2 separate regions of the Mus musculus genome follow, and region 1 is linked to region 2. The links are chromatin loops, found by intact Hi-C in ENCODE. Cell type or tissue: left cerebral cortex. All regions are shown on one strand.

Region 1 (8,000 bases), 910 kb before region 2:
CTGCCATGCCAGGCACATTTTGTAATTTCTATAGGCAGATCTATTTATGGTCATTTTAAAGTAGTGATAAGTACAATATTTCTAGGCATCTGTGAGAGTATAATATTGGGCATAGGGAGAACACCAACAGCGAGGTCTGTTTGAGTGGGATAAGGGTGGCGAAGTATCAGGGTGACTTCCTAGGTTGCTTGTTTTGCTTTAGGGTTGAAGCAAGTGGAAGGTCAAAGTGGCTTTCCTGATGGAGCTACATGCCAAGATGCTGTGTTTTGGGGCAGTGTGCCCCAAACCCTATCAAAAGAAATCCATTCTACACTAACTATATACTACTACTGAAGTGTGGACTATCTAGAATTATTTAGAATTCTGTGTATTTTGTTTTATGCATGTAAAAACTTTCTGAGAACAAAGCATTATGATTCAGCACTTTATGAAAAGGATCTGTGGGTCACAAAACTATATAATTCTTGTGATGGGGGCTTCTGTGGCCGAGACATCCCCTTTGGTTTTTCAGCAGGTGACATTAAACATTTTAGCTTGTTCTTTTTGACCTTATCTGCTTTGTCCTGCCTCTTATCACATTCCTCTGTGCCTTGTGCTCTGACTCTGTGTAGCTCTTTGTGACCCTGTGGACAGGTTACTGTTCTATTTTAAGCCAGGGTACTTCTTGTAGAATGTCCCATTAGAACCAGAGTGCTTCGTTGATTATCTGTCTGGGAAGCTTTCCCTAGCCTTTACTAAACCATTTTACATTTACCCATGCTGTTGTCTGTTACTTTATCTGCTGGGCAAACTGCAAGCTCTTTGAGAGCCAGTTTATGAACTCACTTTATTTGCCACTTATTCTTTTTCCTTTACTTGTTTTAGGGAGTAAGTTCCTTTTATGTATCCAGGCTAGCCTCAAACAGTTCTCTTCCCCAGCCTCCCTAGTTCTGGGATCTCAGGCGTATGCAGCTGTTGTTTATTCTTCATAGTACAATTATCTGGTGTATAACTGGCCTGCAGTGATTTTTAAATTCTTATTGAATGAAGAATTAAACACATTGGGGAAGATTATCAAATGATTTTGAGTTACTTTGTAGAAATATTAGGAAAACCCTCTTTTTTTGTTTTCAATTTTTTTATTAGATATTTTCTTTATTTACATTTCAAATGCTATCCCGAAAGTTCCCTATACCCTCTCCCCGCCCTGCTCCCCTACCCACCCACTCCCACTTCTTGGCCCTGATGTTCACCTGTACTGGGGCATATAAAGTTTGCAATACCAAGGGGCCTCTCTTCCCAGTGATGGATGACTTGGCCATCTTCTGCTACATATGCAGCTAGAGTCAAGAGCTCTGGGGGATACTGGTTAGTTCATATTGTTGTTCCACCTATAGGGTTGCAGACCCCTTCAGCTAGGAAAACCATCTTTTAATGCTCATTTAGCGGAAAAGAATATAAATGATTAAGACACATAGGATAGTAGAATAATAAAAAACATGTTATTATTATTTTAAAAGGCAAGAAAGACCAAATTAAAAATATTAGTAGTTTTATTTTCTTTCTTCAGTGGATTTGCAATATTTCTTGGTGCATTACTCTTAATGTTGGCTCTTTCACACATGTATAGTTTTATTTTATACAGTGTTTAAATTTAGGTTTTATTTCAATATACACTTTACTTGAACAAAAGCATGGTATCTACCTGTCTGTAAGTCCAGCACTTAGAAGACTGAAGGAAGAGGATCTTGAGTTGGAGGCCAGCCTGGCCTACTAATAGAAACTGTTGTAAAAGGTTACAGATAAGCTGATAGGCCCTTTCCCCAAAACCCCAGTTTTTTTCCCCAAAACCCCAGCACTAATGTTAACAGGAACCTTTATGTAGCACTGGGTCTTGCTGCGTTTCACTAACTCCTTACTCAGAAAAACACTTACTTTGGTTTTATTGAATTTATTTCTTTGTGTTCACCCTTAGGTATACTTTACAAACATTTATTGTGTGTGTTTATACACACAAATAGCACACTCTTTGTGGAGATCATATGGCTTCTGAGAATTGAACTCAGCTCATCAGCCTTGGTGGCAAGCATCTTTACTCTCTGAATTATCTTGCTGGCCACTGAGCATACTTTTGAGACATGTCTGTATGCTTCCTAAAAGTATTTTTTAAAAAACTTATCTTCTTGTAAAGAACATTATCATTTATATAGTTCTTACCATTGAGTATGGAGTGTGTGTGTGTGTATAAAACAATAGTACAATTGTGGAGGAAAAGGAAAATCAGTTTTTCTAGAAACATTTTTGACAAGAAATTAGGGTAACAAGTTGTGATTAAATTTAAGCAATTTAAATATTTAACAAGTATCTCAAAGTTGTGGGTTTTTTTTTGTAGGCTAGATACCTCCTGGGGGTGTCATTATCTAACTCCTGAGGATTCTTTTTTATTAAACGCTTGGGAATTACTGGCTAAATATTGAAGACGGAGAAGATTAGAGAAGAAAAGACTGAGAAAACATTTAAGCAATATTTTAAGTATGATCTGAGCCTTGGGTGAACAGGAAGTCTTTCTGATAATAGAGAAGACAGGATAGGAGTTCTTTAGTGCAAGCAACTCATTAGAGTGTAGCCTTAAGGTTTGGTGAGAGCTGTCTGTTCACCTCTAGTCAATTTGCTAGATACTTAAAGGCCCAGACATTTAATTTTTCTCAACTATCCATCAATTCTAGGCAGATTATCTATTTTCTTATTAAATATTACATAAAGAGTGTATTGACATTAAGACTGGATAGACAGTTTGTGAAGAGGGTTTGTGTAGTTGTGCACCAATTTGTAAATATATTTTGTTAATTTTTTTAGTCTTATTTTACTTACAGTATTTTTCTCCTCAAACCCTCCAATTTACTCCTTCCTGTTCTCCTTCAAATTGTGGCCTATTTGTTTTCAATTGTTACTGCATGCACATGTATATGTATATATAAAAATATAAATTCCTAAATAAAACCTACTGGGATCATGTGATGTTACTTGGGTGTGTTTCCAGGCCTGGCAGTTTGGCACTGCACTGCTTTTTGGTGTGTTCTTCCTGGGGAGGGCCACCTCTCCTACTGTCAGCTTTCCTCAGTTGCCTGTCATTCTTTACTTAGGGTTGAGGCCTCATGGGCTTCTCCCTGTCCAGTTTGTTGTTGTTTTTCAAGACAGGGTTTCTTTGTGTAGCCCTGCTTGTTCTGGAACTTGCTCTGTAGACCAGGCTCTCCTTGAACTCATGAGGTCTGCCAGCCTCTTCTTCCTAGTGTTGTGATTAAAGGTTTGTGTCACCACTGCCTGGCTAGAGAGACAATCTCATGGCAAATTCTGTGATCTTCTCTGGCTTTATAGTCTTTCGGCCCTTTCTTCTGGAATATTCATTAACCCTTGGGCATGGGGATGTTTTGTAGATGTACTTATTATTTATTGTATGTAGGTGCCATGTCTGCATTTGGTAGCTTTCTGTAGAGGTCTCCCCCTCTTTGCAGTGACATTCACTGCTGAGAGGTGAAGAATATACTTATCTTTGGGTATAAGGACAGATGTTTACAGATTGTTGTTTTGGATCATCCTGGTTTAGTAAGTTGGTTGTAGATTCTCTTTCAGTAACCATACTTTCACTAGCACTACACAGATAGTTAGGTTTCCAGTACCTAATTTGTAAAATTTATTAAATGAATCCTAAGTGGTAGAAACACTATGTTCGCTATGTATTTTTGAGGAACATGTTCACTAATATAATATGTCAGTGAAGTAATTAATATGTGGAGGTTAACTGTACCAGGAGAATGAGAAAGTTCAGACTTAGGTATTGTATAAGGAAAGAAATATTGTCACTCATGGTTCATAAAACTGCAGGCGAGGACAGTGCCAACAGAATCACTCCACTGGAAACCTCATGGTCAACTGAGAAACTTACAAACGGGGACAGAAATCAAACGAAGGGAAGCCTTCCCCATGTTCAGTCCTGTGGGTTAACTAAAAGGATCAATTTGCTTTTCTGAACCTTTGCCATTTCCTTCAGCCCCTTTCTGCCTATAAACCCCACCTCTACTCAGCACGGGGACATTTCTATTTTTGCAGAGGGATTGCTGCCTGATGCATGAATCACCCACAGTATTCAAGCCAATTAAGATAACTGAACTCAATGTATTGACAGCTTTATTTTGACATTACACATATGTCAAATGAGAACAGATTAGAGATGGAATACATTTAAAATCTAAGGTTCTTGGGACTACTAAGGAGAAAGGAAACAGATAGCTAAAGATCCCGGACCTTCATGCTTACTCTTCCTACAATTTATCTTTTAAGAGCTTCCTTGTTGATGGCAAATAGTATAGCAGATATCCAATAGTTCCAAACAAAGAAGATGCAAAAGAAAAAAAAACCAATCTAGTAATTCATATGCTTCTATTCAAAAGGTTCATAACCTTGCTAAGGAAGGCTTTGTGAACACATATTTGTACGTGATGCTCTAAGGTTTCTAGTGAATGGTGACTAAAAGCAGCAGCAGGATTTTCTTTAACAAGATCAGTGAGAATGTCATCTACATAGAGTGAGTACAGGGTTAGCACAATGAACTCAACCTTTCTAAGGATATGCTAAAAGTCCCTCAGCTGTGACTTCGGCATCCCAGTCCACAGAATTTTGAAGCAATTTTGAATGCCCGAAGACTGTTTGCTTTTCTTTATTTTGCGCTATCGGTTTCATGTGGTTTGCTTCCTCTTATCCCAGCTTGGCCTCTCCAGTGGGGTCTGGTGGAGGAGTGCAGTCTGAACCGGTGTCGCGCAGGTGTCATGCTAACATGCTGCTTTGTGCTGCGGCTGTGTGTCACTCGGTGCCTCTTAACATTATTGCCAATTGCCATTCTTATCTTTCTTCTTGCTCAACTCCTTACATTTATGGGGCTTGGGGAGTAAATCTTCCTGTACTCTAGTGTTTTGATAAATAAGATCAGGTGTTCTGATTACACTAAATAGCTTGAAAATATAATTATATTTAAAAGTTGATTTTACCTATAGGAGGAACAACAATATGAACTAGCTAGTACCCCCAGAGCTCGCGTCTCTAGCTGCATATGTAGCAGAAGATGACCTAGTCGGCCATCATTGGGAGGAGAGGTCCTTGGTCTTGCAAAGATTATATGACCCAGTATAGGGGAACGCCACGGCCAGGAAGCAGGAGTGGGTGGGTTGGGGAGCAGGGCGGGGGGAGGGGAGGGTATGGGGGACTTTTGGGATAGTGTTTGAAATGTAAATGAAGAAAATACGTAATAAAAATTGTTTTTGGAAAAAAAGTTGATTTTAAAATAAATATGCAAATTTCACAAATATTGGTTTGTAATATATTTTTGTGATCAACATCCTGGTAACTAGTTCAAGGCACTGTACTACATATAAAATAGAGTCAGATATCTTTGCCTTTATATTCCTTAAAAACAATAAAAAACTTTAAATTATTTGTTTATTGAATTTTTCTTAATATGAAGAGGTTTTTTTTTCTTGGTATGTTTAGATATTTTATGTGATTATTTGCCAAACATATATATTATAAATTTCAATGAATTTTTAGTATGGAAACATTTGCAAACATTAAATGTATTGTAATCAATTGAATTAGTCAATTGCAAAATATTAAGAACTTTTTCCCTCAGAAACCATAAACTGAATATAAATAAACAGATCAGTGTAATCTCTTGGCTTTGTAAACTTTCTATAACTAAATGTTAGTTTATATGTTGATAATCAGTCTTTAAATGACTTTGACTTACATTTAAAATCCAGCTTAATATTCAAAAGTTAGTCTAGTAACTTTAGAGATATTTCTATGTTTGAGAAAAATGTAAATATCAGACTGCAGTATGGTCTCAGTATATAGGCCAGGCTCATTTCAGACTCCTCCTCCTCTGTCAGCCTCTTTGTTGGTGGGATTCCAGGTATAGACCACCAAGTCTGGCTTGGGATAATTTTTAAATGGCACTTTCAATATATAGAAGAAACATTAAATATCTCTAATTGAAATAATAGAAAGCAACCAATATGTGGACAGTAACGAAGCTAGATAATCATTTCACACAGCATAAAAGACCTCCTCTTTTAGTATAACCTCTATTAATAGTTCTGTTTAATATATTTTTGATATAGTTTAATATAGGCATTGTTTTTGTTTCAGAACACTCTTGTTATTTAAGTCGTCATTGTTGTCGTCGTCCTCCTCCTCCTCCTCTCCTCTCCTTCTCTCCTTCTCTCCTTCTCCTTCTCGAGGGGGGGTGCAGAGAGTAAGGTAAAAGCTTAAAGAGCTTTCTTTTGTCTCTTAAATAGTAAAATATGGTGAAAACGTGATGAAAAGATTTTGGTAATCTGAGTTTTAATAGAAAACCTATTGCTATTTCTGTTATAGTTCAGATTTAATAGAAGCTGTGTGTATTGCCTGGTACATTGTTACTCATGTTAAACAGCATGAAAAATAGACTCATATTATATTAAATACTTTATTTTGCTAACTTCTGTACTCCTGCCTTTTGAGTGATGGGTAGGGTGGGAATGTCTTGTATTACAGGCTAGCCTCAAACTTGCTGTGTTGTAGAGGATCCAGACTGCTCCTGACCCTCCTGCCTTTGTCTCTTATGTGCTGGGTTTACAGGTGTGTGGTATCACATTTTGTATCTATTTCCATTTTGTAGTTTAACTATATTATGATTTATTACTATGCTATCAGTGACTTTTGTCCAATTTGATTTAGTAGTAGTTACCTAATAATGAAAGTAAATTAATTAGTTGAATTCCTTTTAATAAATCTTAAAAGAGCAATAAAAGTTTTGGGAAAATTCATGATTAACTTTATTTGAAGGTGTAAAATTTTGTTTATTTAATCTTTTAAGAAAAGTGCCTTTTCATTTTTCAGTATGTGTGTGCATATATATGTGTGTGTGGGTACATATGTGTGGGCAGGTACATATGTCTGCAGGTACATATGTGGCTGCACATGTGTGCAGGTGCATCTGTGTGTGCATGCATGTGTGTGTGTAGGTATATCTGTGTGGCTGTACATGTAGAGGTCAGGGCTAGCATGGGGTGCCTTTCTCAATCACTTTCTACCTTACTTTTTTAGACAGTGTTTTCACTGAATCTGGAGTTCACAGATCCATATAAACTGGCTGTCCAGCAAACTCTCTAGGGAGCCTTCTGTCTCCATCTCCCTGCTCCTAGATTATAGGCATGTACCACCATGCCTGTCATTAAAAAAAAAACAGATGTATTTTCTTTTCAGTTTTGTGGATGTGTCTGTGTGTGGATATGTGCACATGAGTATAGGAATACAGGGCCTGAGGAAACGAGACCACCAGAAGGTGTTCGATCCACATGGAGTTGGAGTTACAGATGTCTGTGAGCCAGATGTGAGTGCTGTGATCTGAGCTTGAGGTCCCTGGAAGAACAACAAGTATTTCTAACTAATTAGTCATTTTTCCAGCACTGTGCCTGGCCTGTTATGTGGATGCTAAAGGTCTGAATTCAGACCCTCATGATGCATGGCAGGTGCCTTACTCAGTAAACCACCCCCTCAGCCCTTACTGCTCAAGGGTTTACCATGCAATCTGTTTTATGACTCCAGTGGCGCCATGTTCATATGTAGCAATCTTTCCTCTGTTAGCATTTAAATCATACATAATAAATTAGCACAGATAGAGGTGAGGTTGAGTTTTGACAGGAAGCAAGGTTTCTTCCTCTAAAACAAAGTTGGAGGTAATTTGTGTAGTGTTATGATAGGGATAAAAACTTCTAAGGTTTTATTTTCATGCATACATTTTAAAGCTAAGTGTGTATATGTTCATATTCTCCTTATTGTTTCCTTTACTCTTTGTGTTATTCAACACATTTGCATTTTTATTTCAGTAAAGTGTATCAGGATGACAGGAGAGTATCAAAGAGTTAGGAAAAATAAATTGAAGAAATAACAGCTCTGGAGCCAGCTGTGGTTGTGTACCCCAGTATATC
Region 2 (8,000 bases):
AAGTCTCAATATAGAAAAGCTGGTGTTTCTGGAACTGAATAATGTAGTTCAGTGGTAGAGCCCTTGCCTAGCATGCTTTAAGGCCCTGGGTTTAAATCCCAGGCACTACCCATTAGCCAACCAAGAAACCAGAACTTCCTCAGCTGCGGGCTATTACAGAGATAGCTCTGCTGTGTATTCTCTCAGCATTCAAAGTCCATCTTTTTAAAGGAAAGGAGAGTAGTTCTGTGAGCATTTACAAGAAAGTGGAATGAAGAGTCCCAGTTGACTTAATTATCACTTTGACACATCCAAGAGTTACCTGCAAAGTCTCAACTGAGGGATCACCCAGATCGGAGTGACCTGTGGACACATCTGTGGAGACTCTGTTGACTGGTAACAGACAGAGGAAGGCCCAGGACACAGTGGGTGGCATCATTCCCTAAGCAGTGGTCCTGGGCCCTAAGAAAGTAGCTATGCATGAACCTGTGATAGAACCAGTAAGCACTGTTCTTGGTTTCAGTTTGAGTTTCTGCTCTAACTTCCCCCAATGATGGACTGCAAATTGTTGTAAGTACAACCCAAAATAAACCTTTTCCTACCCTTTTGGTCACAGTTCTTTATTACAACAACAGAGATAAAACTGGAACTGGGACATTTCGTGAGACCGGAGACATTAGTCCTGGTAGTGAATATAGTATTCCAAGTACAACAGGAATCTACTGGAGGGTTTAACTCAAGAGTTGGCTTGGTAGAGTATTCACAGGTCCTGGATTTAATTCCCAATCCATGCCGTCCCAGAAAATTACTTTGCTAATAGGTGAAGAATGGATAATAGAGTTCAGGGGGCTAGTGTAGTAACACAAGTGAAAGATAATGTTGCTGAAATCTGAGTGGGACAGATGACGCCAATACAAGGGGGACACTTCAGACATAAGTACATACATACATAAGGCTACAATGGGCCGATGACAAGCGACAACTTCCACAGAGGGTAACAAGATACTCAGCTGAGTTTTCAACATGAACAACTTAATGAAAGTAACTCCTACTTTCCAGTATGGAGGAAAATAAGAAAGGGCAGAGTTGAGGGGATTTTCAAGAGTACTGTTTTAGACATGTAATATTATAGATACAAGTTATGAGACAATGGGGCTAGAGGTACCAACGGCATGTCAACACACAGTTATACTTAAAATCACAGGAGAGACACCTGAGACAGTACTAAACTGCCCATACCCACTCAGCAAGCTGTTCATGGCCAAGTTGAGCAGAAAGACAAGGACTCACATACATCTCACGTTTAGAAGAGAAACAAAAGAGAAGCCAGGCATGAGACTTAATGGGTATAGATGTGAATCAAGACATCCAAGCAAACATGGTGTTACAGAAACCAGAATACATACATACAGAACTAAGTCTGCCAGTCTACATAAAATTACAAACTCATCTCAGATTCCTTACTGGAGTCTGCTCTGGCCTGGCGGCAGCAACACTAAAACAATGTTGGGGAAAGCGGTGGTGCATGCTCTTAATCCCAGGATTAAACTCAGTACTAACTCAGGAGGCAGAGGCAGGCAGACCTCTGTTTGAGGCAAGCCTGGTCTACAAAGTTAGCTCTCAGACAGCCAGGGCTGCACAGAGAGGAAGAAGTATCTGCTCTGGAAGGTAAATCACATTCTGGGATGGAATAGAGGTCTCACCATTCAGCCCTCCCTCATGGCCAAGCAAGGGCATACTAGCCAGGCAGTAAGACACAACATGACCTTTCCAAATTAAGAAAACCAAGAAACAACAAGTTTCTTTCAACAAATCTTGCCTGTACTTCTTAAAGGTTCTTCAAAATTCATGTGAAATGTATAATCAATCTAATAAAATGACTTTTAAAATACACATTTAACATACCTTTTGATATTACAATTTTTACAAGTGTTCCTTTTATAGAAGCAGACCTTTTAAGAAACAGCTAGCAAGAAGGATTTATAGGACAAAGAAAAGAAAAATAAACTGAAACAGTTTCCTAGTTATTAAGCTCCTCTAAACTATACAATTAAAGCAGTATTTCCTTATATACAATGCCTCGAGACCTAAGTAAATTACCTGTTGGTTACCTTCACTTAACCTCTGTTACACACAACCATTACACTACTGGAGGGGAATCTCTGGAGAAGAAAACATATACTTAATACTACAGTTATTTTAAATGAAAACTATATTAAAATTTTACATGACTACCACAATCGTAACCATAAATCCTTCTAAGCCACTGAACTATTTTATTTAATTTTAATGGAGAGCCTCATTTTATCTCACAGATCAACAATTATGCTAGAATGTTAACATACTACAGCAAAGAAACAAGTGTGTGCTGGTGGCTTTGTGTGATGGCTTTAAGTAGCTCAAACACAGAAGTATGTAAATGAAGAAGGCACTCAGGCTTTCTCAGCTCCAGCTCATTTTAGTTTAGGTGTCTGTCTGTTTCATCAACAACCAGAAACAAGCACAGAGCTTCACAAATGAGGCAGGCACAGCCCTCCCCTCCCCACCCCTCACTGCACCCCCCAGCAGCACCGCCAGCTAAAGCTGCATGATCTGAAACAAGACTGTCTTCCCAACTCTGCTTCTCTGACACACGGATCAGCAAAAACTCTATAAGGTTGAACTGTGGTGAGTAAACAGGTATCCTAGAGCTGGGGCAATGTTTACATCAATGAGATAAGAGAAGGAACATAATCTGCCTTAAAATGCCCTTTTTGAAAAGTTTCTATCACCTGGAAGTCAGTACCATGATACCATGGCCTGAAGATGATGCAACATGTCAGTCCATAAAGGGACTATTGTCTGTTCTCTAAATGAGGAAAATCAACATAAGCTGTAAGAACAAAAGCTTTAAAAAAAAAAAAAAAAAAAAAAACGGTTCAAATTCTAAACCTGTTTCCTTAGGCTTGTCTCTTGGCTTTCTGATTCTTTCTTGAGCTGGAAATCTTTTAGATTTACTACATTTTTTGCATAGCACATAGCACACAGAGAGAACGAGCAAAGAGGATGGCAAGATGGGCTCTTCTTGTCTTTGAGCCTGGAGTCCTGAGCCACACATGGTGGAAGAGGGCCAATTCCTACAAGTTGTTCTCTGACCTCCATGAGTGTGCTGGGATACACACACCTCAGAACCAGAACCAAAGAACTAAGTGGCTTTTTTTTAAAGAATTTAACAAAAAATAATGGTTTCTATTAAAATTTAATATACGGGGCTAAAGAGAAAGCTCAGTGGTTAAAATCATGGACAGCTCTAGCAGGGGATTCAAGTTCACTTCCCATAACCAATACAGCTAGCTGCCTTCGGGGTATCTACTGCCCTCTTCTGGCCTCCTCTTGTGGCCTCCACTTCCAGCCTCTGAGAATACCAGCACTTAAGGAGCACACACACAAATTAGAAATAAATCTTTGTTTAAAAGGCTTAATGCATAGATCTAGTACTAGTTGGACAGAAGAGTACTAAGAACAGAATTATTCCTTACATCACAAGAGCAAAGCAGGAGAGAACCTTTCAGAGATGAAGCAGGACAGGGATGAAATAACCTGAAGAGCCCACCAAGGAGCCAGGCTTGGCTACACAGTCTAAGACCATGATAAGATTTTGGTAAAGAATCCTTTGCCAGAAAAAGGAGATGGTAAAATAAAATTTGAAGTTCTAGGAAGGAGTGAGCTATACAAAGGTGAGGTTTGGGAACAGAGGTTCCCTTCCACTAATTTCTACATAGAAACACTCCAGGTACACTGTTCAGTATACCAAATACAATCCTGGATGTATTTGGGCTTTCAATAACTCCAACATCTCTCTAATTCAACACAAGGAGAATAATCACACTAAGAGTTATATCTCCTGCTAGTGTCTATGTCACAGGTCAAACTAGAATAGACTAATTTACTTTCCTGGAGGACTCTAAGGTTCACTCTTGGGAAACAAGAGCTGCAACTCAGTTCCTTTTGCTTGTCAAAGAATGTGTCCAGCCCAACCACAGCAGGCATTTAACCCCAGGCACACCCTGGAAGAAGCCCAAAGGAGAAGCAGCGAGGACATCTGCGGAGCTTCTGATGGATGCACATCAAGTGCAGACACAGGAAGAAAACACACGTATCTTTAGAGGTGCCCAAGGTTCTCAGGAGATCCAGAAACACAGTAAGACAAAGGTAAGATGCCTCACAAAGGGCAGGAGACACTAGCATGAGATGAAGGTACTCACAAGGATCAGAGATAGTCATTTCCAAAACAGAAGGTGAATACTCCAGAAAGAGGTGGAAACAAATAGCCTAAATGTAGAGATACAGAGCTGGGGGAGAAATCGGTTGTGAAGGCTGAGGTGGCACTGGGCAGTCTCTTTAGGGCTAGTGAGAAATAACTACCCAAAATCTATTGCACAGCACAGATTTACAAATAAAGAGATAAAGGCAGAAAGGACAACTCTCATAATACAGAAAATAATACCTTGCTGACTCGTTTCTATTTATAATAAGTAACGCTACCCCCAAATTGTCCTCATATGTGAATAAGAATGTAAAAGCTGAAATGAGGTGTGTGCATGTGCCTGTGCATGTGTGTGAGCACATGCGTATGCTGGGTCTCGGTACCATATCCACTAAACTGCATCTCCATCTCCAACTCATGATTATTCTTACATAAGGCAAGTGGCACAGTACCTTTTGTTCTACGTTCAGGTCAAACTCCAGAGTGCAGAAGCACCACATAAGTAGCTTGATAAAAATAGCAAAGCCTGGGTTGGAATACCTTAATTCAGCTGATCAGTAAGTGTGATGAGTCAGTGGTGCCATGAACGTTCAAGGACTCTTTCTCAAACTCCCCTAAACAGACCTACTGTAATCGTAGTACCAACCCAACTGGGCAATAAGGGGTACCCAACCCGACTATTTGGAGCACTGTGTACTTCAAGTGAACACAAAAAAGCAGAAGAGCCCCAAGGCTGTATCATCAAATACATTTAAGAAACACTTTTTTTTAAACACAATTCCTATCATAATCATTTTCTAAATCATAAACACACAGATAAAATAGTCAATTCTCCTTATAAGAACCGTGAGCTCAAAATTTCCTGACCAATCTTCTAAGAAAACTTTAACTTTCAATGAATAAATACAGCAGAAGTTAGCATAATCAAAACGGTTGGCAAGTATAATGAAGAAGTACATAGGCTTAACTGAATCGCTCAGGGCTACAGTGCCAAAGGCCCAGAGTTCAATCCCCAGAGTGACCACCAAAACATAAGACACTCCAGGTGAAGAACTCACTTCAGAATAAATAAATAAACAAACAACTAAAAACCAGACCCATGCCTGTAATCCCAGCAGCAGAGAAGCTGAGGCAGGAGAACCTTAAGTTGGAGGCCAGCCTACCAAGACAAAAGCAAACAAACTTGGTCATTGGTTCACAGGAAGAGACAAATGAAAGTAAATGTCAATGGGTATTTTAGTCTAAGAATTAAAAGCAACCTATAGCCCATCATAATCAGAATGAATGGTATTTAAATACAGATGTGAGGTTGATGAGATGTAGGCTAGGGGGAAATTAAATCATAGGCTTGTCTCCACAGTGGCTGCTATCAACACCCTTCAGCTCTACCTTGAGGCATAAGCCATTTTCCCCCTGAGAAGTAAAATCTACTGCCTTCATTCCAGACAGACAGTGTGACTGCTTGCTTAAACTAGGTCCTAAGGCCTTGCAGATTTGGTCTGATTCTCAGAACTTTTGATCTGAAGGCAAGTGGATCATTTTGAAGTCTCTATTATATAAAAAAGCCTATAGTAGCCTTATGAAGACAGGTGACCATCTCTTCCACTCCAGCCACTATGAATCAGGCATAAAATGGATGACACATGGCAACCTTTATGTCTCTGCCAATTGACTGACTGCAATCTATGTATGTAAGTGACTGCAAGGAAAATTGCCCAATTGTACTGAGTCAACACGTAATTATTTTAAAACACTGAACTTTGGGATAGATTTCTACAACATATGAGCAAAACAGCTGCCTGGGCATTCATCTTACATTGTTTTCCAACATTCTGCTACAGAAGCCTACCTGTTATACTCACTGTTCCCAATGACCAATTCAACACGTTAAGGAAAATCTAATGGGAAAGCCACCAAAGAGGTGGCATTTCCAATTCACATATAGGGAGGGACAAGGGAGTGTTTGAGCTCCTAATCCTATGTACCTTTGGGAGTTCCAATGCAAAGGTCACTTTCCCTTCTTCCTAGAGCCACCGGGGGACAACAGCACTTCAAGGGGATTTCCCCGTTTCTCTCCCTGGTCTTTCGTACTCATTTGTCACGACTTACATATGGGTCTGCATTGATATATAGTAGCTATCCCTCCTTGAAAGTTTTCTCGTTTATGTACATGTCAATACACAAAAACTTTTCTAAATATCTATAGCAAAACAATCTTAAATAGAGGCATACTAGAGGAAACAGAAGAACGTTTAAACACCTTTACCTATTCCAAGGTCTCTCTGTACTTTCAAACCTGAGCTTTCCCTTCCGGCTATCACCTCCTCTCCCCTCCCCTATCTTTTCCCCATTGTGTGTCTAAAACTATAAATTGTCCAGCACACTTATATTAGATGTATTCGTTATGTTCTGTTCTCATTGACTCCTGCATGCTTTCTCATGCTTAGAAAGCTATGCTATTTCATATACACCCAACTTGGGCTTGCTGAAAGAAAGAACCAGTCAAAAGCCAGGATATGTAAAGATCTCTTATTCAAACTATGAAATTATGGCCTTTAAAACAAAGTGCTTCTACAGAAGCACACAGAATCCTTGAAGTCTATTCAGTTAAAAAAAAAAAATGCCCCTTAAATCCCCATTTAGTTCTAGGTCAAAACTTGGCTTAAGTTGGCTTCTTTTCCTTGCTAATAATTTTCCCTCAAAGAGCATATGACACAGGACTTGAATCACACCAGAAATTGAGTAACAGGAACTGCAGGAACAAGGAAGTGTGGATGTATTGTGAACTCCTGCTTGGAAGCAGTCTTGTCAAACAACTCAGCTCTAGCTTTCCTTCCTACTGGATGTACGTCAATCCACGTTACTTAATGCCTTTGATTTCCTTTTTTATTGTCTTATTATATCCCACACTACTGACTGCACTGGGTCAGGCAAGGGCCATGTCGCCTCCTAGACTTCTACTGGTTTCATGAGTCCTTCGGGAAACTCTGTATTGTCAGTCTCTGAATATATTGCACTTTACCCTATAGGGCAAATTATCACTTCAGATGACAGACTCCTGGGGAGTCATCCTCCTTGCTAGCTGTAAAAGAGAATAAAGTAGTCAGAGGTTACTATTACCCCAACCAAACCCCAAACTCAAATACATAGCTGACAAAGATTTAAAGGCAAAACTCAAAATTGCTTCTCCGGAGCATGCAGGCAGTTTACCGGAGAAGAAAGCCGTCATTTTTCTTTCCTGCATACCAATCCTCCTGACTCACCCTACTCAGCCCATCTCTAGCTTTAAGGAAACACCAAGGCACTTAGACTTGACGGAAATGCAAGGCTGACATTTAGAGCCTCCTCTTTATCTCGCTCCTGGTCTTCAATCCCCTACTAACATTTCATCTCCTCTACCCCAACTCTCAAGTTCCTCCTTTCAGAATCTCCTTTCTAGTAGAAACACTCCCCAAATGTCATCCATCACCTCTGTGAGTGTGTCCCTTTCTCCCCTCCAGCCTGAGACGAAGGCAAAATTCCAAGAAATATATTTGCCATTATAACTAACGCTTTAGGCTTGTCATGCAGTAAGTGTTGAGTTCTGTCCTTAACAAACCCGTGGTGAAATCCACTGCCTTGATTACTTGAAGGAACACAAGTGTATCTAGTACTGTACTGGCCTCTAAGGTGAAATGGCAACACGTGATTTCAGGCCTTTTTCCAGGCCTATCAAAACTCTCACACACTTTTCAGAAACCCCATTCAAATGCCACCTAACTCCAAGAGAGCTCAT

The links. Peaks named below come from ENCODE experiments on the same cell type or tissue, not always from the same donor. Only the 100,000 strongest peaks of a DNase experiment are listed, where the experiment ranks them.
Region 1: a loop joins it to region 2, with 4 times the contacts of the local background. A loop is called at or near these places in 3 of 42 quality-filtered maps.

The regions. Positions count from the first base shown.
Region 1 is chr10:53,325,587-53,333,586 of GRCm38, reverse strand. All of the region lies in intron 3 of Cep85l (centrosomal protein 85-like), which reads left to right. Among named protein-coding and RNA genes, the nearest start is that of Pln, 8.1 kb to the left of the region's middle. In left cerebral cortex, no CTCF peak of the experiment used is centred here; a DNase peak (open chromatin) is centred at 4,053.
Region 2 is chr10:52,418,633-52,426,632 of GRCm38, reverse strand. The region is part of intron 1 of Nus1 (NUS1 dehydrodolichyl diphosphate synthase subunit); the gene reads right to left. Among named protein-coding and RNA genes, the nearest start is that of Nus1, 5.1 kb to the right of the region's middle. In left cerebral cortex, a CTCF peak has its summit at 3,339 (motif pointing left); DNase peaks (open chromatin) are centred at 3,344, 7,580 and 7,990; H3K4me3 peaks cover 1,221 bases; H3K27ac peaks cover 112 bases.